2 separate regions of the Homo sapiens genome follow, and region 1 is linked to region 2. Evidence: read pairs that join two places in POLR2A ChIA-PET (ENCODE). Cell type or tissue: Panc1. All regions are shown on one strand. Links, peaks and the distances in the headings refer to the core of each region. The heading gives the core; the rest is flanking DNA. Region 1 overlaps CAMKMT (calmodulin-lysine N-methyltransferase). Region 2 overlaps CAMKMT (calmodulin-lysine N-methyltransferase).

Region 1 (11,336 bases), core at 1,977-9,976, 170 kb before region 2:
CTGCCTCTTGTTGTCTACCACTGCCTAACTTGATTCAGCCTAAAGCTTTTAAAGAGATGAATAGACTGATATGTGAGGGCAAAAGAATAAGAGTTTAAAAAAAATTAAATTGGAAATAAATGATAACATGTTGGAGCAGTTCCCAGAAGCAATTTTACAGATTTTTCTCTAAAAACACAAGACAAGAAGTTAAAGGCTTAGCGCAGGTCACCCATGGCATGTCGAGTTATCATTTCCTACCACTTAGGGTGGAAAAGAAACTGCACATTCGGGTGGCAAGTTTAGTGGCGCATACTTTTTACCCTCCTCTCTCTTTCTTTCTCTCTCCCTTACCTCTTCTCACATCTTGATGTCTTTTAAATGTCACTTATTTTACATGAGGCAGTTGGTGGAGACATGAGTCAACAGCAATCAGAACCATTATCCCCTGCAGCGAGTCCTGGTCTTAATGCATTGTGACACCTTTGCTGGCCAGCCACCGATTTACCTTTCTGCTTCTTAGGGAATTAAGTGGCATCATGTGAAAATGGTTGTGATATGAACAGCATGGGCATAACTGGTATTAAATTTACCTCTCAGCCTAAGTGAATTTTCCTCACATGTGACGAATCAAAATGAAAGCCTGTGGACCCAGGCTGAGCTGGCCGGCACTTCCCCACCCCTGGGACCAGGGCTATTTTGTTTTATCTCTTTGTACAAGCTGGCAGAAGTTTAAAGTGAAGGGGATAATCCAGTGCTGGTGTCCTTATGAAATAACATCCTTACATGAAGAGGCTTTTAACTGTCTGTCGCTGTCCTCTCAAAAAAAGAGTGTGACAATCTCATTTTGCTGAGCACACTCCCATGAAAAGGGAAAATAATAGCCATGGCTGCCATGGCTAGCACTGACCTTACATGATCTATTATCCACTAAACACTTTAAAAGTCAGTTTTGCATACACTGCAGGAGGAAATGAGGGAACTACCACAATCATTTTCACTTTAGTGAATTTGCCATCTATTTGAAGTCCGTCACTTGATATCCCAACACATCCAGCCAGTGTCACAGTATCATGAAAAAGAAAACACCGCTGATTAAAAGATGCCAAGCACAGACACACTGGCACCCTGCTATTTCAGACATTTGCTAGGAGTAATGGCAGCCGTGGAATGGCTTGGTGTGAACTTTCTTCAAACTTAAACATAAGAAAAAGAACAATCAAAGATGAAGTCCTTCAAATTTTTAGAAGTGCTTGACATTCCTTCAAAAATATGTTTTACTAACCACTTAGCGGAGATCAGTAGGTGCCAAAGGAAGTGCAGGCAGAGCAATTATCATCCTGCACAGTCAGCCTGATGCTTATTCACAGACAAGAGTGGCTTGCATTCTGCCATGAACCAACTGTGCATGTTGCTGATAATAGAGCAGAGGTATTGCTAAATTGGTACTGAAATAGCACACCTCGTTTACTTCCAGCAACTTATTTGTGGAAGGCAATGAAGGCTGGAATATTTTCTCATAACTATAAGAATACTCAACTCATTGTTAACGTTAAAATTAGTTTTCTGACATGGCGCAGGCTATGCATTTACTTTTCCTTAAATAGGAACTTCCGTGCCAAGGGTATAACATTAATGGCATTTCTTTCCCCTCGTGGAGAATGCACTGCTTCATTAATAAACCATCTAGAAGCCTGACTAGTAATCAAATTCTTGGTCACTTTACAGTTCTCCACTCAGAAGTTCAAAGACTGTTTCCCTTCATTTTGGTAATGCATTTATTCTTGAACCCTTCACTCGGAGGCAAGTAATCAGAGTGGAAAAAAATGAGGGCAGAGATCCCTGAGAGGATGGCTGCAGTCCAATATCAAATATAATAGTTGTCAAGTTTTGAGCCACATTTATAAAATTTAATATCACTATATTGAGGTTTTGGGCAGGGACAAAAGAGAATAGGCAAATAAATGGTCACAATATTCCTCAAGCATTGATTCACCCACAGGCCCCAAAACACTGGAGTTTGACTTTCTGAGTTAATACTTCCACCCTGAACTCCATGACCCAACTCTAACCATCAGCTTAGAGGAAACCAGGATGGTTTATTCAAAAGAGTTTTGGGAATTCGATTCATAAGAGTAGAAAGAGGATTTTGTTAAGGTTCTTTTGGGACCAAATCAACTTAACAACCAGTCTGCTATTGGGTTCCTGGGGATTTTCAACTCAATGTAGAGAGAAGAGAACCAAATTTCTCAATTAGAATGGGAGAAAAATAGGATTTGGGCCAAGATAGATAATTATGAATAAAGAAAAGTGAGTAGCAGAGTCTGCCATTTTCACAAAACAGGTACATGGAATACCAGGGGCTCCCACTTTCAGGACTCATAAGAGACAGACTGAGAAAAGATGAGAAGGAAGGCTATCAGGAGAAAAGAACACTCAGAAGACAATATACAAACATTCACAATTACAGTCTTACTCATGAGATAAAAATACAAGCACAAAACATAACATGGCTTCTGAACTACTAAGTTATCCATTGAGTAGTATTGTCCGTTTTTTGCTGAGTAAAACCTGCTGTAGGAAAAAAAATATGAATATCAAGCAATTGGTCTTTAGAATTTGATTATGCACTTCAGGAATGAGGCAGGAGTAATGAATTCAGCCCAAGTGTTTGGAGAGATTGGCCATTTTAGATATGCCTGAACCATTAGCTTGAAGCTGGAGTGTGTACCAAGGGTGGTCATGCTGTTCACTGATGAGTAAGCAGCCTCATGATCTCAGGTAGGCTCAGCAGCAATCTCAGTGAATACACAGTCACATTTAGAGAAGTACAGACATGGCTAGACCTGGATGTCTAACACAAGATGAAGAACTAGCACCATCCCCATTTCACTACCTATTTACTTAACATTTCAAAATGTTAATGGAAAGAATTAATCTGAAGTGCACCATCACAAGTCTACTTTTTTCACGCATTTAAAAAATTTTTTTCCAAGCTACTCATAAAGATTGTTTGGGGTTTTGTTGGTGTTTTTGTTGCTAATGGGTTTTCGGAAACGCAGCAACCCAGCTAGGTAAGGAACACAGTTAGTTTAGGATTCATACATGGAATTCCTTTTTTTTTTCTTATTGAAAAAACTGTATTGTAAAGAGTTATTTCCCATTGTAAAATTTTCATAGTACAGAAAAGTTTGTCAGTTCTCTCTTCTTTATACATCCTCTAATTGTACTCCTTAGTGACACCATTAACTGGGTGTTATGCATGAGTCCAGCTGTGAAATACACATACACATTGACTCTCACACACACTTGTGTTTTATGCCAGACATTTTACACACACACACACACCCCAAGAGCAAGGAGATTGGAATGGAGTACACCAGGTGCGGGCAATAAGGAGGTGCATTGTTATAAGAGAATTGTAAAAAATAACACAACCTTCTAAAAGTAAATACGCTTTTTTTTTTTTTAGACGGAGTCTCAATTCTGTTGCCCAGTCTGGAGTGCAGTGGTGCCATCTCGGCTCACTGCAACATCCACCTCCCTGGTTCAAGTGATTCTCCTGCCTCAGCCTCCTGAGTAGCTGGGATTACAGGTGCCCGCCACCATGCCCAGCTAATTTTTGTATTTTTAGTAGAGATAGGGTTTTGCCATATACATGGAATTCCTATCTCCAATGTGGCTGGATGTGGCCTGGCTACTCTGGACAGCTCTCCTGAGTACAGACTGCTGATGAGGAAGTTGGGATTTAATTGCTTGCATGCCCTTACTCCACAAACTGAATGCAATCTTCTACCCAGATATCCCTTCTGCTGAAATATGCACAAGTTTGCCTATGTTCTTGCAAAATAATACAAGGGACAGGGAAGAGATGTTTGGTGACTCCTCTTATCCCTGTTAAAACTCCTGGCACACTCAAAGTTAGGAATAAGCTCATGCTGCCTCTCCATTAATCCCTCCGACTGCTCTTAATCATGAAAATGCTATTCCACTGACTTTATAGCAGTCCTTTAAAAAATGAGGTTGGGCTCAATAAATTTTGTAGGTCACAATTGTTTATAAAACAATATTGATAAAGCAGTTCAGGAGATGAAAATCCCCTTCAGGATTGTTGAAACACAAATGTAAAGGGTCAGCACAGTCACTGTCCTCAGACAGGTATAAAGAATCAAGGGCACTGTAAAATAAAACATAATGCTAAAATACAGTGGTTTGTTTCCTGCAGAGAATTCTGAGAGAGAGAAAAAAAATCCTTATGAGGGAAGAAGGCTAGTGAATTAGAAGCAGGAAGACAGAATTTTTTAAAAAAGAAGAAAAAATAACCATTTACTTAGCATCTACTAAATGCTGGGCATTGTGCTGAACTATTCATAAATACTATTTCATTTAAGGATCAACATACCTTGCTCATTAGGTTCTCTCTCTCAGATGAGGAAGCTGAGGCTCAGTGAGGTCAGGTGACTAGCCAAACACCTTCCGTCCTCTCCATGCCAGTGAGTGGCTGGGCTGGGACTTAAGCCCAACCCAAGCTCTTAGACCCACCAGACTGTAGGACCCCTTCTGCAGGCACAGCAAGGCTGGAATGGGCATGAAGATGATTAGGGAGACCCAACTGACAAGACTGACTTTAGGATTTACGGAATTTGGGAGATGTGGAGAAAGAGGCTTAAGGATGACTCAGAGGTTTAGGGTCCAGATGACTGGGAAATTTGTGGTGCCATTAACAACAATAGGAGTGTGAGAAAGTCAAGCCTGTTTTGAGGATCAGATGATAACGCATTTGGGTTTTATACATAGTGAATTGAAAGCAATATGGGAATATTCTGGTTGGATCTACTGGAAATATGGAACTAGATTCAGTACCAAGGATAAATTTGGGATATACATTTAAGAAACACCCACATGGATGGAGATTAAAATTAAAAATATGGGAGTAGATCAGCAAAGAGAGGGAAGAGAGAGAGAGCGAGAGAGGGAAAGAGGAAATAAGACTAAGGATAGAATTTAGAAGAATGCTTCCCCAGAGGGAAAAGCTGTGCAACCTCAATGAGTTTACTGCACTAGTCTGAGCCACAGTTTCACCATTTATATGCGGATGATTGAAAGTTGGGTGGATAAACAAAATATGGTATGTATATGCAATGGAATATTATTTGGCCTTAAAAACGAAAGAAATTCTGGCACATGTTACAACATGGATGAACCTTGGGGGACATCATGCTAAGTAAAACAAGCTAGCCACAAAAAGAAAAATACTGTACAATTTTACTTATTTGCGGTACCCAGAGTGGTCAAATTCACAAAGAAAGAAAGTAGAATGATGGTTGCCAAGGGCTGGGGGAGGGGAGAATGGAGAGCTATTGTTTAATGGTGACAGAGTTTCAGTTTGGGAAAATGAAAAGAGCTCTGGAAATTGATGGTGGTAATGTTTGCACAATGATGTGAATATAATTAATACCACTGAACTGTACACTTAAAATGATGCAAATGGTAAATTTTACATTATGTGTATTTTACCACAATTAAAAATAAATAATTTTTAAAATGGAGATAAGAATATCTATATCCTAGGGTTGATGTGACAATAAAAGACGTTTGAAAACTTGGCACAACATCTGACAAATAATTTGTCTTGTATGTCAATAAATATTAGTTTCTTTTCCTCTCTTACCAGAAAGGAAGAAGGAAAAGAAAGAAGGAGAACAGGGAGGGTGAGGAGAGTAATAAGAGAAGGAAGAAGAAAACCAGAAGGTAAGAATGTCATGGAAGTCATAAAAGCCCCTTTAATAGTTCTACCAAAGGGGCAGGTCAACCATGTGAAAGATTGCAGAGATGAAGAAAATAAAGATTCCGGAATCTGACAATTAAGAATTATTTATAGCTTTTGAAAGAGCCTCATTAGAGTGCTGAAACCAGGAGAAGTGTTTAAGGGAATAAAAAGCAATCAGCCATCAAGTTGAGGAGGCAAGGAACACAGATTCCTTTTCCAAGAGGTTAGGGGATACAGAGGAGAAAGATGGGAGAGAATTAAGGGAATGTAGAGTAAGGGAAGATTCTCCTACTATCATTTGCTGGCTTGCCTTTTTTTTTTTCCCCCCCTTAAGGTTGGTAAATCCCGAGCATGTTTGCAAACAGAAAAGAAGAAATTCGTGGAGAGTGAGAGGTAAAAGATGCAATAGAGAGAAGGATCAAGACCACAGGGAGAGGATTTAGCTTAAGAAAGGAGGGAGTCACACCTTTTTCAGGGTGGGAGACAGGAGGAGAAGATTGATAGTTTGTGTGTTTTTTTTTTCCTTGTGGGGAAGAAATCATTACATGCCAAGAATGTGAGGCTATTAGCAGGGTAGAGAAACAACAAAGCTGTATAATCAACTCTTAATTATCAGCATTTTGGTTTATCAGCTTCAAATCTTGCTTGCAAGCAAGTTAGCACTTACTCAGCTTAATTACTTGCTTTGTTAGCATTTCAAACTCAATGTAATATAACTTTGTATGTGGCCTGCAGCCCAGCAGGGTAGCATTTTGACACCTGAACACTTAACCACTTCCGTTATTCTGGGAAAAGATTTACAGTAGGGCACTTTGGTTGAGGTTGGGGGCTTCGCAGCAGTCTGAGAGACAAGCAGTTAAGCTTTCCAGGTGTTACTGAGTGTTTTCATTGTGTGGAGGCATTACTTTGTTTGCAGTGATTTCTCAGATCAGATACATGTTTTTCTTCATTTATTTAACATTTTTCGAACCCCAGCTATGTGCCAGAGACTGTGCTCTAGCTTTTGGATACTAAGATGGTCCCTGCAGTCAAGATGCTGATAGTCTAGTGGAGGAGACAGATGGGTTAACAGATTGTTACAATACAAAGGGGCAAGTTTATAATATCAAAATACAAATGCAAATAACCAAGTATAAATCACAGGGGTTTGCATACCCTTTTGGATTATCAACCTTTCCTTCTTACATCATTCAAACAATAATGAGTTGACTATATTCTAGTTGACTCTTACATATAGCATGATGAAGTAATGAGGTATCCTGATAAATCCAGGACAGGAACGTCAAATTTAGTGAGACCTGTCAGACAATAAGTGATTCCACACAGACTTTCATTACAGGGGAAATTAAGCAAACTTCTTTTTTTCTTTAGGTAATTTTGAAGGTTTTGGTGCATGAAAATAGCAAACATGATTCAAACTTTTCTTCAGCAAGAAGGAGATTTGCTATGAAGAGCAGTTACTGGGCTAAACTGGTATGAAGTGAGGTGTCTGGAGCTCTGAGGGCTGGGTGTCCTAAAAGACTGTTCCATTATGCTCGGCTGTTTGTTCCCACCCTGAAGAAGTATTTAATCTTTCCCAAATTCTTTGTAACTTATGCTGTCACTTTCTCACATCAGTGTTGAAATCTTCACTTCTCTTTCCAGTCATCTCCCTTCTTTGTCCTGCAGTCTTCATATTTTCTTCTTCCCCCTTTCCTTAACGCTTATTTTGCTTGGCTCCTTTATTTGTCATTTTCCCATGTTTCTAGGTTTTGCAGCAAGTGCCTTGGTTTAGATAGCTACCGCCACCAAATGAGAACCCCTCTTTGCCTTTTGATAAGCAAGCTGGTCACACTCATCAGGGATGATGTTTAGGTTTTTGGGTGTATAGATTTCTTCCTTCCCTCCTTCCTTCCTTCCTTCCTTCCTTCCTTCCTTCCTTCCTTCCTTCCTTCCTCTCTCTCTTTCTTTCTCTTTCTCTCTCTCTTTTTTTTTTTTTTTAAACAGGGTCTCATTCTGTCCCCCAGGCTGGAGTGCAGTGGCGTGCAATCATGGCTTACTGCAGCCTTGACCTCTGAAGCTCAAATGATCCTCCCACCTCAGCCTCCCAAGTAGCTGGACCCACAGGTACATGCCACCATACCCTGCTGACTTTTTGAAATTTTTGTAGAGATGGGGTCTCCTTGTATTGACCAGGGTGATTGCAAACTCCTGGCCTCCAGCAATCCTCCCATCTCAGCCTCCCAAAATGCTGGGATTACAGGCATGAGCCACGTCGCCCAGCCTATGTTTTTAAAACCACTCATTGCCCCAAAGTTTCTTCCTTTGCCCGTAGTGCCAATTAAAAAAATCAAACAAAATCATATATATGGAGGAATTCTGTCATTTACCAAGAAATACACAATTAAGATCATTACTCCCTATTTCAGTGCTATTCCAGTGTCTAAAGTTGTTGTAAGAGAAAATTACAGATAACCAAGGCATTGACTTATTTTGATTAGTAGTTATGAAATGTCTGTTTATTAGAACTGCTACCTAGAAAAATATAGCTAAAAATAGAATTCATCTAACCCTCAAACTAATATAAAACACTGTTATTGCTTAGGCTTTTTTTTTGGATGATTAATAAGGTACTTGTACATCTTACAGTACTTCAGGGTAGTTGGTATTTATCTCAGCTAAGACAAAACTAGAAATGTACAAAAGTGCCTGGTACCCAGAGCTTGGTTGATATCTGGTAAATAAGCAACTATGAGTTTCTGAAACTGGGAAGCAGACACAAAGCTCTTTATACTCCCGGGGCATAGTCTCTGGCTGTGTCATGGTGTTCCCTTTGAATGAATAGGTGCTCTGCTCATGTAGAAAGAGACTGAATTGGAGAAGGTCCCTAAATGCAACTAAAAAGGAGCAGTGGCCTAATGGTACAAATAGTTGGGGTACAAATGGTCTTGTTCTGCAAAAGTAAATTCAAGAGGGGCTCAGCAAATGTCAAATGAAGAGCAGCTGAAAAAAAAACCCACAAAATTATTTACTATTTTAGCCACGAAAACTAGAAAAGTGGCATTTCAAATTGAAATTGTAAAAAGCTCTGCCCACTCCACTTGTGAGCCGCATTCAGTTTGGGCAGGTTGTTCTGAGAGTGGAATGCACTCTTCCCGAGTAAGTATGTATTGCTGCCATTCACCAGACCTCCTTGCTAGTCTGCATGCGGCTATCTCCCCATTATACATCCAAAGAGTAATCAGGGTGAAAAGGACAGTCAGTGTAAGAGGAAATAATTGCAGCTTAAACTACTCTTACTCATTAAGAAGCAAGACTATTTGGGGAGTGAGGCGGATGGGGAGGGTCAGGGAGAATGGTATTGAGTTTTCATCATCCTGTCGGGGCAGGTCAAGTTTTAGCTCTAGCAATTTTGGCATGATTTTCTATAATCGCATTACAGTTAAAAGTATATTAATCACAGTAACTACCACCATCCTATGGTGAGAGTAATACTTGCAGGAAGGGCAGGAAAAGAATCTGAAGTGTGTCCTAGGGTCTGCTTCTGTGTGTTTGGTGGGAACTGCCCTTTGTCTTGGAGAAATGTGGTTGAGAATCGGTTTTCAAAAAATCATGAAAATACAATGCCCTCTTTTAGCCAGAAACAAAGAGAAATATATGATAAAAAAGAAATGGAGAAGATTAAAAGGGCTTGGGGAGTTGAAATTTTAAAAGGCCCAAACCAGCTGACAATACTTCACACCAAAAAAATCCCTGAAAATTCAAATAAGGCATGAGATGTCTCTAAATCAGTGGTTCTCAACCAGAGGAGGTTTTTGCCCTCAAAGGACATTTGGGGTGGCCACACGGGGTGAGGGTGGAGAGCCACTGGCATGGTGAGTGGAGGCCACTGCTGCTGTTGAACACCCTCAGTGCACCGGGCAGGCCCAGACAACAAACAGTCATCTGCCCAGAAGGCCAACAGTGTCACTGCTGGGAAACCTGGCTCTAAATAAATTACAAGGAAGGCTTAAATATTGTAATTTAATTTTTGCAGTGTATTCCTGTTACCCATCTGAGGCTTTATTATTAAGATGTTTGAGGTTGTTATTCATGTCCCAGAAAAATACATGGGTATCACAAATAGGACTGGGGATTTAGGGGACTAACTGATGACAGGAAAGGATGCAGATCTGAAGTGCAATTTTGAAGGAAAAAAGGGGGTAGGATTTTGGGGAAGGAGACTAGGTACTGGAGCATGGAAGGACAATGAGTTTGATTCATGACTTAACGTTGTATCAGAATAACTTCAGCACACTTATACTCCTAAAGGAGACTACAAAGTCAGCTAATCAATAATACTAGGCCATTCTAAAAGCTACCTGTTAACTTTGAACAAAAAGGCAGCATTTATTAATATTGCAAGCATTCCTTAGGCAACTAGCTATCTGTACCCAGGATTGAGAAGGCCTGGTAAAAAGTCAATTAAGGTGACCCAGGGCCCAAAAATTGATAGGTCAAGAGCAGAAGAGGTGGATTATATTTTAGGCAATAGAGTGTAATCTCTAAGGAACCATGGAGAGAGGATTGGCGAAAGATGTTCAGAAGACAGACCTGGCTGAGGCAGCGTTTCTTAAAGTGTGGTTCCTGGATCAGCAGCATAACCTAGGGACTTTCTAGAAATGCAAATTTTAAGGCTCCATCCCAGACCTACCGAATCAGAAACTCTGGAGGTGGGGTCCAGCAATCTGTGTTTTTAAATTTTTATTATTTATTTATTTATTTTTTAGAGACAGGGTCTCACTGACACCCAGGCTGCAGTGCAGTGGCATTATCGTAGCATGATCATAGCTCTCTGCAGCCTTTAACACTGGGGCTCAACTGATCCTCCCACCTCAGCCTCCTGAGTGGCTAGGACCATAGGTATGCACCAGCATGCCCAACTAATTTTTATTGTTATTTTTAGAGAGAAGATCTCGCTCTGCTGCCCAGTCTGGAGTGCAGTGGTGCAATCACTGCACTCCAGTGATTTTTTTAGAGATGGGGTCTCCCTATGTTGACCAGGCTGGTCTTGAACTCCTGGTGTCAAGTGATCCTCCTGCCTCAGCCTCCAAAAGTATTGAGATTATAGGTGGAGCCACCACACCCAGCCCAGTCTGTGTTTTAATGAGCTCTCCAGGAACCACATGGAATAGTTTGTGTAAGTGAAAATCATCACATATAAGCAATTTCTTATAGTTCAAGAAATTTCTGTTCATTAAGGCACCATAACAACAGTAAACAGACAAGCTAAAAACTGGGAGAAGATAATTGTAACACATAACTGATCAAGGATTAGTATTCAGAATATATAAGACATTCTTACAAATCAATAAGGGAAAGACAATTAACCCAGTAGAAAAATGGGCCAAAAATACAAATAGGCATTTCACAAGAGAGAAAACATGAAAGCCTATAATCATTGAAAAGTAGCTGATTAGTAAATAGGGAAATACAGATTAAAACCATAATGAGCCAGGCACAGGGACTCACACCTGTAATCCTGGCACTTTGGGAGGCTGAGGTGAGCAGATCACTTGAGCCCAGGAGTTCGAGACCAGCCTGGGCAACATGGTGAAACTTCGTCTCT
Region 2 (11,336 bases), core at 1,557-9,556:
TCTTCAGGAGATCCTAGGAATACTGACATTTATTTTATTTGCTTTGAGAATGGAAGTTGGTTTGCATTTATCTTAAGAAAAAAACATTGAAAATATAAATCAAATAAAAATATAATTTTAAGCAAGTATAATGAAGCCCATTGTAAGTTGACTATACATCATGTCTTTCAAAATTTCATACAGATTTAGGTATAGATATTTTGATGTTGTCTTTAACCAGCTGGCCTTCCAATAGAGAAGAAATACTAGCTTTAATTTATTGTAGTTTAGAAACATCATACAGGAATTGAGAAAGCACAAAAAAAGTAGGAGACTCTTGAAAGGCTAGCAACAATGAAAGGGTAGGAAAAACTGTTCTTTAAATTTAGGTACCTGTAGGTCAGAAGAAGAGGTATACTGTCAAAATGAGATAAATGAAAGTACAATTTTGTGCCATGTGTAAAATACATCCATAAAAGCTAGAAAATAATAATAATGGCTGCCACTCATTTAATGCTTACAACATGCCAGGTGCTATGCTAAGTGCTTTATATGTTTTCTTATTTCATCCCTACAGCAAACCTATGATTTATTAGCCTCAGTTTATAAAGAAAATGAGAAACAGAAAGGTGAACTTATTTGTCCAAAGTCAAAATGTTGGCTAAGGGGAGGAGCTAGTAACTTTTTGCCCCTTTTTTGTCTTGTGTACAAAATTACATAGACATGGTCAAGCATCAGCTAATATTGTCCTGCAAGGTAGTGGCAGCCTGGAGTCTGAGTTCCTTGGTAAGTGGTAGCAGCAGTGACTACAAGTGTCATGGCTGACGTAAGGAAGACGCAATCGGAAGAACAATTTCACTGTGCACTCCTTCCTCCACCCACAAGCAGAGAAAGTTCTCAGAACGTTTTCATTCATACCTGTTCTAAAGTCTGAAATTACAAGGAGCTACAAGAGGGACAGCCTAGGTAAGCACAAAGTACAGTACTATTAGAAGATGGGGGGTGGGCAGAGTAAGCAGGTTGGACAGATTGGTTTGCAGTATTATTAAATAGGGTGGTCAAGGAGGTCTCACTAACAAGGTCAAATTTGTGTAAACACTTGAAGTGAGGGACCCAACCAAAAGATAAAATCTGAGGGAAGAACAGTCCAGGAGGAGGGAACAGCTGGAGGGAGCAAGAGCCCCAGATGGTTTTAGGAGGCAGATCTCTCAGCCCTCAGTTGAAGTACCTTTTTACTTTCAGATAATTTACAAAAGTCCAATGTAACGATTAAGAATGTAGGACGTGAAATACTAGTCAGCCATAAAAAGGAATGAAATAGGCCAGGCGTGGTGGCTCATATCTGTAATCCCAACACTTTGGGAGGCTGAGGCAGGCGGATTGCCTGAGGTCAGGAGTTTGAGACCAGCCTGGCTAACATGGTGATACCCTGTCTCTACCAAAAATACAAAAATTAGCCAGGCGTGTTAGTGCACACCTGTAGTCCCAGCTACTCAGGTAGCTGAGGCATGAGAATTGCTTGAACCTAGTAGGCGGAGGTTGCAGTGAGCCGAGATGGCGCCATTGTACGCCAGCCTGCGTGACAGAGCAAGACTCCGTCTTAAAAAATAAAAGGAATGAAATAATGTCCTTTGCAGCAACTTGGATGGAGCCACAGGCCATTATTCTAAGTGAAGCAACTCAGGAATGGAAAACTAAATATCGTATGTTGTCACTTAAAAGTGGGAGCTAAGCTATGGGGATGAAAAGGCATAAGATTGATATAATGGGCCAGGCACAGTGGCTCACGCCTGTAATCCCAGCACTTTGGGAGGCTGAGGCGGGCAGATCACTTGAGGTGAGGAGCCCAAGACCAACCTGGCCAATATGGTGAAACCCCGTCTCTACTAAAAATACAAAAATGAGCTGAGCACAGTGGCACATTCCTGTAATCCCAGCTACTTGGGAGGCTGAGGCAGGAGAATCACTTGAACCCAAGAGGTGGAGCATGCAGTGAGCCAAGATCATGCCACGAAACTCCAGCCTGGGCAACACAGCAAGACTCCACCTCAAAAAAAAAAAGTGATATAATGGACTTTGGGGACTCGAGGAGGAAGGTTGACAGGGAGGTGAGGGATAAAAGACTACATACTGGGTACAGTGTATACCGTTCAGGTGATGGGTGCACTAAAATCTCAGAAATCACCACTAAAGAACTTATCCATGTGACCAAAAACCATCTGTACCCCGAAAACTATTGAAATGAAGTTTTTTAAAAAGAATGTAGGCGATGGAATCAGTGGAATGTAAAATCTGAGAGGGAAAGTATAATGAGAAATGGGATATTTGTATAGTCTCAAAGTATGTCTCAACAAGATATTTATTAATATTAATTACAAAGGGGAAAATAGTAGTGTTGTAATGGAGGATCCTAGGATCCACCACTTCAGCCAAGTGATCAAGGTGAACATTACCAGTAATTGAGTCATGTTAGAATCATGTAGCCCCAGTATGATTCACTGAGAAGGAGCACATCACTTCTGTAATATTCTAGTTTAAACTTTAAAATCTCAATGTAATCATGAGAAGACATCAGATGAACTCAAATTAACAGACATTCTACAAAATAATTGACTAGTACTCTTTAAAGTATCAAGGCCGTGAAAGACAGAGAAAGACTAAGGAATTACCACAGATTTAAAGAGACTAAAATAAAATGACAGCTAAATGCAGTATGTGCTCTTGGATTGGATCATGGACCAGAAAAAGGATATTAATAGAAAAACTAAAATTCTGGTGAAATTTGAATAAGCTCTGTAGAGCAGTTAACAGTATCAATGTCAATTTTGAGATTTCAATAATTATTCTATGGTAATGTAAGATGTTAACATTCAGGGAAGCCAGGGGAAAAGTATTTGAGAACTGTCATAGTCCATTTTTTATTGCTATAACAGAATACCTGAGCCTGGGTAATTTACAAAGAAAAAAGGTTTATTCTGATTCACAGTTCTGGAGACCGGGAAGCCCAAGATTGGGCAGCCACAACTGGTTGGTTTCTGGTGAAAGTCTTGTCCCACGTTGTAACATAGCACAGAAGTCAAAAAGGAAGTGAGCAAAACACAAAGGGTAGCCTCACTTTATAACAACTTGCTCTCATGGTACCAATTCAGTTCTACAATAGTGACAACTCACTCCCATGAGAATTACCGAGTCCTGCAAGAGCAGCATTAATCCCTCTTAACCACCTTAAGGCCCCACCTCCCAACACTGCCATACCAGGGACCATATTTCCAACACATGAATTCTGGTGACATACTCAAACCACAGCAGGAATTATACTTATTTTAAAACTTTTATTCAGGAGGCCGAGGTGGGAAGATTGCTTGAGCTCAAGAGATCAAGACCAGCCTGGGCAACATGGTGAAACCCCATCTCTACAAAAAACACAAAAAATTGGCCAGGCATGGTGGCATGTGCTTGTAGTCCCAGCTACTTAGAAGGCTGAGGTGGGAAGATCACTTGAGTCCAGGAGGTGGAGGTTGCAGTGAGCCAAGATGACTGCACTCCAGCCTGGGTGACAAAGAGAGACCCTGACTCAAAACAAAACAAAACAAAAAACAAAAACAAAAAACTTTTTTTTTGTAATAGTCTAAAATAACTAAAAGTTAAAAACAAAGAAAAATAATTAGGCTATTGGAGACAGTTCCCTGAGCTCAAATCCTGGCTGAGCTGAAACCCTGGCTCAGTCCCTCATTAGCTCTTGTCACCTTTCTGTGCTTCAGTGTTCTCACATTAAAGCTACAGGAATTTAAGACATATAATTTTTTTTTTTTTGACATGGGGTCTGGGTCTGTCATCCAGCCTGGAGTGTAGTGGCATGATCTCGGCTCACTGCAACCTCCACCTCCCAGGTTCAAGCAATTCTCCTGTCTCAGCCTCCCGAGTAGCTGGGACTACAGGCACATGCCACCACACCCGGCTAATTTTTGTATTTTTAGTAGAGACAGGGTTTCACCATATTGGTCAGGCTGGTCTCGAACTCATGACCTCAGGTGATCCACCTGCCTTGGCCTCCCGGAGTGCTGGGATTACAGGCGTGAGCCACCACACCCAGCTGAGACATACAATTTAAGACATACAAGTTACATCATATTTTTCCACTGCCTTTAACATAATATTATAGAAATTGATAAGGATATCCTAACCAGATTACTTATATTTATCATAGGATTATTTACCTAAAGGAAAAAAAATCCCATAGAAAGTTATTCAATCTATCCAGGCCAAACTTTCCTTTTACTACACATCCTACATATACACATACGTATTCCTTTGAGATAAGGTAAACGTTTAGCCACAGTACTGGAACCTCTAGGTGGATGTCTACAATGGTCTCTTGTAGGATGTTCACAACCTTTGAGTGTGAGGGAAGGAAAGAAACATGCTTTCATTGTGCATGAAAGCTCGGAATTTTTAAACACTGTAGTGGGGAACTCCCTTCCTGTAACTGGTTCTATACCTATAGGTATACTGCCTACTCACTCCCTTGCTGTGACTGGCTATATGCAAACCAGATAAACCTAAGGTGCTGATGCCACAGGATTAATACCTAGATATTTGCTCTGCTATTTCCCACCAATGTGGCTATAGGTTTACATTTACGCAAATTAGGCAACTCTCATGTGTTGATGCTGAATAAGGCACTGTGATTCTCCCTAGGATCTAGAATCAATCACAATTGATACACTAATTCACTCTATACCAGTGCTACTCAAAACAGGGTCTACCTATGCCAGTCCTTAAAGTCACTGTTACTTGTTCAAGACAAGGTCATTACATTAAAGTACTTAGAAACTTTTCACATTACCACAACGTTTTTACTTTATCAAAGTCTCAGCCCATAAGTGCTAAACATTTAAACACATGCATAAAAGTCCTTCACCACAGATAGTTTGAGAAACACTGTTCTGGAACAGTGCTACTCAAAGTTTGATGTCCAGGCTGACAATGAAGTGTCTGTTGCCAGTTTGTGCCGAGGTAAGTTTCTTGCATCAGAATGCAGATCATTAAGCACATTGTTTAGTTCGGCTGACACTTTTTTCACAGCATGACTTTCTTGATGAAGGAAGCAGTAAGTTGATTTAATTCTGGTACAAGCTGCTAAACTCCTCTCAGTCTAGTGCTTTGAGTAGCACTACTCTACTTCATCAGTAAAATGGGGATAATGAGAGTAACTATCACAAAGCGATGTTAAACATTAAACTTAATGAAACATGTAGAGTGCTTATAAACAGAACTAAATAAATATGAATAATTATTACTTTTACTATTATCACAACAGGACTTCTAAAATGATGAGGAGATCACTGCAAACAGAAAATAGACAAGAAAAAAATGAGATGAAATCAGGGTCATTACAAAAAAGGCATACTACATGGTACAGTACACCAATTAGAAGTAGGCCACCATGAATTTGGTTCAGTGCTTTTTTGCAGTCAATAAAAAGGAGAAAATGTGATGTGTTCCATGATGCACACTATCCATAAGGTTTTTTTTATAAGTGCTCCAAAGAAGTACAACCAATCCTGGTTCTGAGTGAAGGTCATTAAAGATTTAAGGTCTGAGTTTCAAAATTGAAATTAAACCTACTTTGCCTTTTGCCTCCAATTTGTAATGACAAAAAGAATTTACTGAAGCAAGGTAGAAGTTCTAACAGACTTGCTATAGAAGAAAATTTAGCCATTAATCTGTCATTTCAGTCAAAGTTAAGCTCATTAATAACTTCTATTCAGCTCCAAACTGCCTTCAATTTTTCTATTCCTTTCTGATAAGGACACACATATTCAAAAAAAAAAAGATTGCACAAATTTTATGAATTCCAAAATGAACAGGTAAATAATATTGAAGATAAGAATTTTCTTGTAGGCACTACCTTTCTAAATGCCTTGTGAGCTTTTCGAATTAAAACGTTTTAAAGAGTATGTTTGCCATTCCGTCACATAGTCATTTTTATAAACATTTCAGATTTGAAGATTTTTTGATCAGCATAAATTTGCAAGATAAAAATGATACCTTGATTATTTAAAGTAATATTAGCTAACACATTTTGAAATATGACAAAAAGCAAGAACGGTTTAAACAGAGTTAATTTTGAAAGAAAATTAGTCAGTAAAGCACACTTATTACAGAAATCCAATTTGGTATAAGGAGATGGATTTCTTGAACTATATTTATACTATGTGAAATGTCTCATGTTGTTATTCATTATTAGCACTAAAAATCTGGGTTTACCAGTATCTGTATTCATAGAGTCCCCCTACATTGAGAAATGGCGTTTATTTCTGTCCGACCAGAACATAACTAGGATTTTAACATAATATCTATCCCAAAATATAAACAAAGAATAAATTATACAGATATTGACTAAAACCAACCACTATTATCCCCAGATGTTTAAAACAGTATAATCAGAAAGAAATATGAAAAATAACTCACATATTTAAATGAAAATCGCTGAAAACTGTCTCACATGCAAGGAAGAGAATCATCCCTTTATTTACAAAATCCTTAAGGCATGAGAAAAATTCTCCAATAGAAATAAATATATTGTGTAGAAGAGATGAGGTATACAAGTAGTCTTCAACTCATTCTCCTTGAATTTCAACTTTCCTTATTTCATTTTCTCACTTTTATACCCCTACCACTTAGCTTAGGAACATTTACCATTTGCTCCTTCTTTCCTTGAAAAAAGCACAGATTTAAACTTTTAGTTTCACAGGATGCGGTGGCTCATGCCTGTAATGCTAGCACTTTGGGAGGCCACGGTGGAATGAACTGCTTGAGCCCAGGAGTTCGAGACCAGCCTGAGCAACATGGTGAAATCCTGTCTCTATAAAAAAATACAAAAATTAGCCAGGCATGGTGATGCACAGCTACTTGGGAGGCTGAGCTGGGAGGATGCTTGAACCCGAGAGGAGGAGGTTGCAGTAAGCCAAGATCGCGCCACTGCACTTCAGCCTGGGCAACAGAGCCAGACTCTGTCTCAAATAAATAAATAAATAAATAAATAAATAAATAAATAAATAAAGTAAATAAACTCCTTGTTTCTCCTTAATGTAACAGGAACAAGCTGACATTTTATAAAGGAAGCACAGTTGACTCTTGGACAACACGGATTTGAACTGCACGGGTCCACTTACACATGGATTTTCTTCCGCCTCTGACAGCAAGACAAACTCCTCCTTTTCCGCCTCCTTCACCTCAGCCTATTCAATGGTAAGATGATGAGGATGAAGACCTTTATGATAAAGAATAGAGCAACTGGACATCAGCAAAAAAGTGAATCTTCACCAAAAACTCCCACCTTATACAAAAAATTAACTCAAACTGGACCACAGACTTAATGTAAAACATAAGACTATAAAACTTTCAGATAAAAACAGAAGAAAAGTTTTCAGGACCTAGAGCTACAAAACTAGTTCTTAGAATTGATGCCAAAAGCACAACCCACAAAGAAAAATAAATTGGACTTCATCAAAACTAAAAGCCTTTGCTCAGCAAAAGACCCTATTAAGCAGATGAAAAGAGTAGCTGCAGACTGAGAGAAAACATTTGCAAACTACTGCATATCCAACAAAGAGTAGCATGTAGAATATATTTACAAATTCTCAAAACTCAATTATTAAAAAAAAACAATTAGAAAGTGGGTGCTCTAGTTTCAATATGGTTTGTTTGACCCCTCCAAATCTCATGTTGAAATCTGATCCCCAGTGTTGGAGGTGGGGCCTAACGTGAGGTGTTTGGTTCACAGGGATGGGATCATTCACAAATGGCTTGGTATCATCCTTGCAGTAATAAGTGAGTTCTTGGTCTATTAGATTCAGTGAGAGCTAGTTGTGAAAAAGAGCCTGGCATCTCTCCTCCCACCCCTCACCACATGACCTCTGTGCACACTGGCTCCCCTTTGCCTTCTGCCATGAGTGGAAGCAGCTGGAGGCCATCACCAGAAGCAGATGCTGGTGCCATGCTTCTTGTACAAGCTGTAGAACCATGAGCCAAATAAACCTCTTTTCTTTACAAATTACCCAGCTTCAGATATTCCTTCATAGCAACAAAAAACCAGACTAACACAATGGGCAAGACACTGAACAGGTATTTCACAAAAAAGGATATACAGATGGAAAATAAGCACATTAAGAGATCTTTGACAACATCAGCCATTAAGGAAATGCAAATTAAAGCCATAATGAGATATCACCATACATCTATTAAAATGGCTAAAATAAAAATAACAGCAACACCAAAGGCTGGCAAGGACGCAGAAAAACTAAAAGGCCCCACCTCAATTCTGCCCTTGTAAGAGGCATAGGAAATTGAACAAACCCCTAGGCCAAAAATCAGAAAGAAGCACATCATAGGCATCCATTAAATGGTTGTTAAATAAACAAATTACACTTGTCTAAAGCCAAATATTCACTTTTATGGAATCATAAGGTAAGCCAATTATGAGCTCTCAAAAAGCTCATTTTGAATAAAGAATTAAACATAAATTCAAAAATATCTATAAATACTTGAAATCTGAACTAATACAACATATGACCCTAAAGGGAGTGCCCTAAACTAAGTCCTAAGTCATTTGAGCAGTGTGTCTTATCTTCTAGGATTCTGGGGGAAGATAGGGAATTAAGGCAAGGGTGGGACTCACCATAACACAGATGAGTTCTGGGTTGTGTTATGGTCTGAATGTTTGTGTCCCTCAAAATTAATATGTTGAAACCCTAATCCCTAATGTGATGGTATTTGAAGATAGGGCCTTTGGGAAGTAATAAGGCTTAGATGAGGTCATGAAGATGGGGCCTTCATAACAGCATCTGGGCCCTTACAAAAAGAGACAACTCTCTCTCCCCCTTCCCGTTTCGTTTTCTCTCTCTCTCTCTCTCTCTCTCCCCACCCGCTCTTCCCCTCTCTCTTTTCCTCTTTCTCTACCTCTCTCCACAAGTAAATTCATCAAGGAAAAGCCATGTAAGAACATAAGGATAAGACAGCCCTTCTAGGACAAGCCAGGAGACGAACTCAGCAAGAACAGAATCTGGAGGCACCTTGATCTTAGATTTCCTAGCCTCCAGAAGTGTGAGAAATAGATTTCTGTTGTTTAAGCCAACCAGTCTAAGGTATTTTGTCACAGCAGTCTAAGATCTAAGAACAGCGTGCTTGAAACTACAACTCTGTCACACTGGGTTTGGACAGACTTCACGTGGACAAATGAAGAAGCCTAGAAGCGATTCTTTTTTCCTCTTTTTCTCAGTTTGCTGCATGTATCATCTCTGGGCTGAGAATTCTGATAGGAATATTTGAAAATTTTCATCTCAAAGGTCCTCTTCCCTTTTATCACCAAAGTTTAGTCTAAAACTTCTATGACATCTCAAGCCTGCTGTAATTTCTCTTTTCTCTCTGAAGACTGATACTATTAACTTTTTCACATATCTTAGAACTTAAAAGTAATCTGGCTTGCTGATAGAGTGTGTCATATGTGGTTATCTGATTTCCCAATAGACCATCAATATCTTAGGACAGAGCAATCTCTTATATTCTATCCTCTTTACTCTTACTTTCCCTCACACTCTTGCAAGCAATGATTTAGATATGCAAAGTTTCTAACAAAGGTAGGTCAGAAGTACTTCCATTGTTTGCTTTTGGGCCAAACCTGAATGACACAAGCAGGGGAGAGGTTAAATTTCTGGAAAAAAAAATTGGTTATTACACTAACAAAAGAAATATGGAATATGGGAAAGAATTTTTTTAAATAATGAAATAAGCTTTTTTTGAATAGACTTTAGTTTTTTGTTGCATTTTTTGGTAAGAAAAATAACATGGAACAGAATAAAAATGCCCTCTTCATAGCCAAGCAAGCACTTGGCTATAATATATGCTAATAAAACTGTGACAAAGAATTATATGTAGCACAGGACAAATCAGTAGTCATCATCACAAAAACTAAAAATAATTAGATGAGTTAAAAAAATGTTTTCTATACCCCCAAATTACATATCCTATTAATACATAGTATTTTCCTTTAATTGGCTAAGAAAAAGGAACTATAATATATTTTATTATGGATAATAATTATTGAATAGTTTTACCTTCTCTCTTCTAAAATCAGCTTTCCTTAAGGGACAGTTGAAATCTCAAATTATTAAATCTTGAAGGTGGATATGCATGCTGGGCTCTCAGTGTTCTTTTTCCTTTAAAATAAATACCTTTATGAACCACCTTGAAATATTACCTAACCCAAGTTCAACAATCAAGGTGGTATGTCTTGAAATGTTCTCCTCTAAAAAGCTAAGTTAAAATTCTAATTAAGATGGCAAACCAGATCAAGGCAAGACATTATCAAGCATTATCAATTTAATGGTGATTAGTGCATCAGATTAATTTCTAGAGAATGGACACAGTGAAACTGAAATAAAGCACTGGCCATTTTTAAAGAAAGTTAAAAGGGTACAAGGGCATGGGAGGTAAGGAAGGCTTGAAGTGCAGAAAGGGAAAAGAAAAAGAGAGCAGACCTGGAGTGACAGAGACAAGGATACTAATCAGTCACAGGGCACACAAGAGCACAGGGCAGGGTTTAGGGGAGAGATACAACAATTCAAATCTAAGTTGGGAAACACCAAAGATAAATGTATATTTATTCGGTAATTTTTTTTTTTTAAAGACAGAGTTTCAACTCTGTTGTCCAGGCTGGAGTGTAGTGGTGCGATCTTGGCTCACCGCAACCTCTGCCTCCTGGGTTCAAGCAATTCTCCTGCCTCAGCCTCCTGAGTAGTTGGGATTACAGGTACCTGCCACCATATCCAGCTAATATTTTGTATTTTTTGTAGAGACAAGTTTCACCATGTTGGCCAGGCTGACATTACATGTGTGAGGCACTGCGCCTGGCCTATTTGATAATTTTTGCCTGAGGCAAGCCTTACATAGCCTTTACATTTTCTCTTTTTGTTGTTTTGCTTTTTTGTTTTTGTTGTATCATTTTATTCTTGTTTCGCCTCCAACCCACCCCGCTACTCTATTGCCCAGGTTGGAATGCAGTGATGTAATTATAGCTCACTGCAACCTTCAACTCCAACTCCTGGGCTCAAGCGAAACTCCTGCCTCAGCCTCCTGCTGGGACTACAAGCACGAGCCACCATGCCCAGCTCCTTTACGTTTTCTAATGTTACATCCTAATTCAAACATTCGAACTGCACCTATAAAAATATTTCCTGAGTAGACCCAGTGTTTCAATTTGTCCGAGCCCTTTATTAATTAATTTTTTAATAGGACAAAAGGCATACAAATTCATTTAACAGGTATACATGAGAGACTTCACAATGAAGACCCAG

What was found. Peaks named below come from ENCODE experiments on the same cell type or tissue, not always from the same donor. Only the 100,000 strongest peaks of a DNase experiment are listed, where the experiment ranks them.
Region 1: POLR2A ChIA-PET joins it to region 2 with 5 read pairs; 4 of 35 experiments call an interaction of 5 or more read pairs at or near these places.

Annotation. Positions count from the first base shown.
Region 1 is chr2:44,669,821-44,681,156 of GRCh38, reverse strand. All of the region lies in intron 3 of CAMKMT (calmodulin-lysine N-methyltransferase), which reads right to left. Among named protein-coding and RNA genes, the nearest start is that of LINC01833, 260 kb to the left of the region's middle. RefSeq lists an enhancer at 140-688. In Panc1, for the core only: no CTCF peak of the experiment used is centred there; no DNase peak of the experiment used is centred there.
Region 2 is chr2:44,501,552-44,512,887 of GRCh38, reverse strand. All of the region lies in intron 3 of CAMKMT (calmodulin-lysine N-methyltransferase), which reads right to left. Among named protein-coding and RNA genes, the nearest start is that of CAMKMT, 150 kb to the right of the region's middle. In Panc1, for the core only: no CTCF peak of the experiment used is centred there; no DNase peak of the experiment used is centred there; H3K27ac peaks cover 255 bases.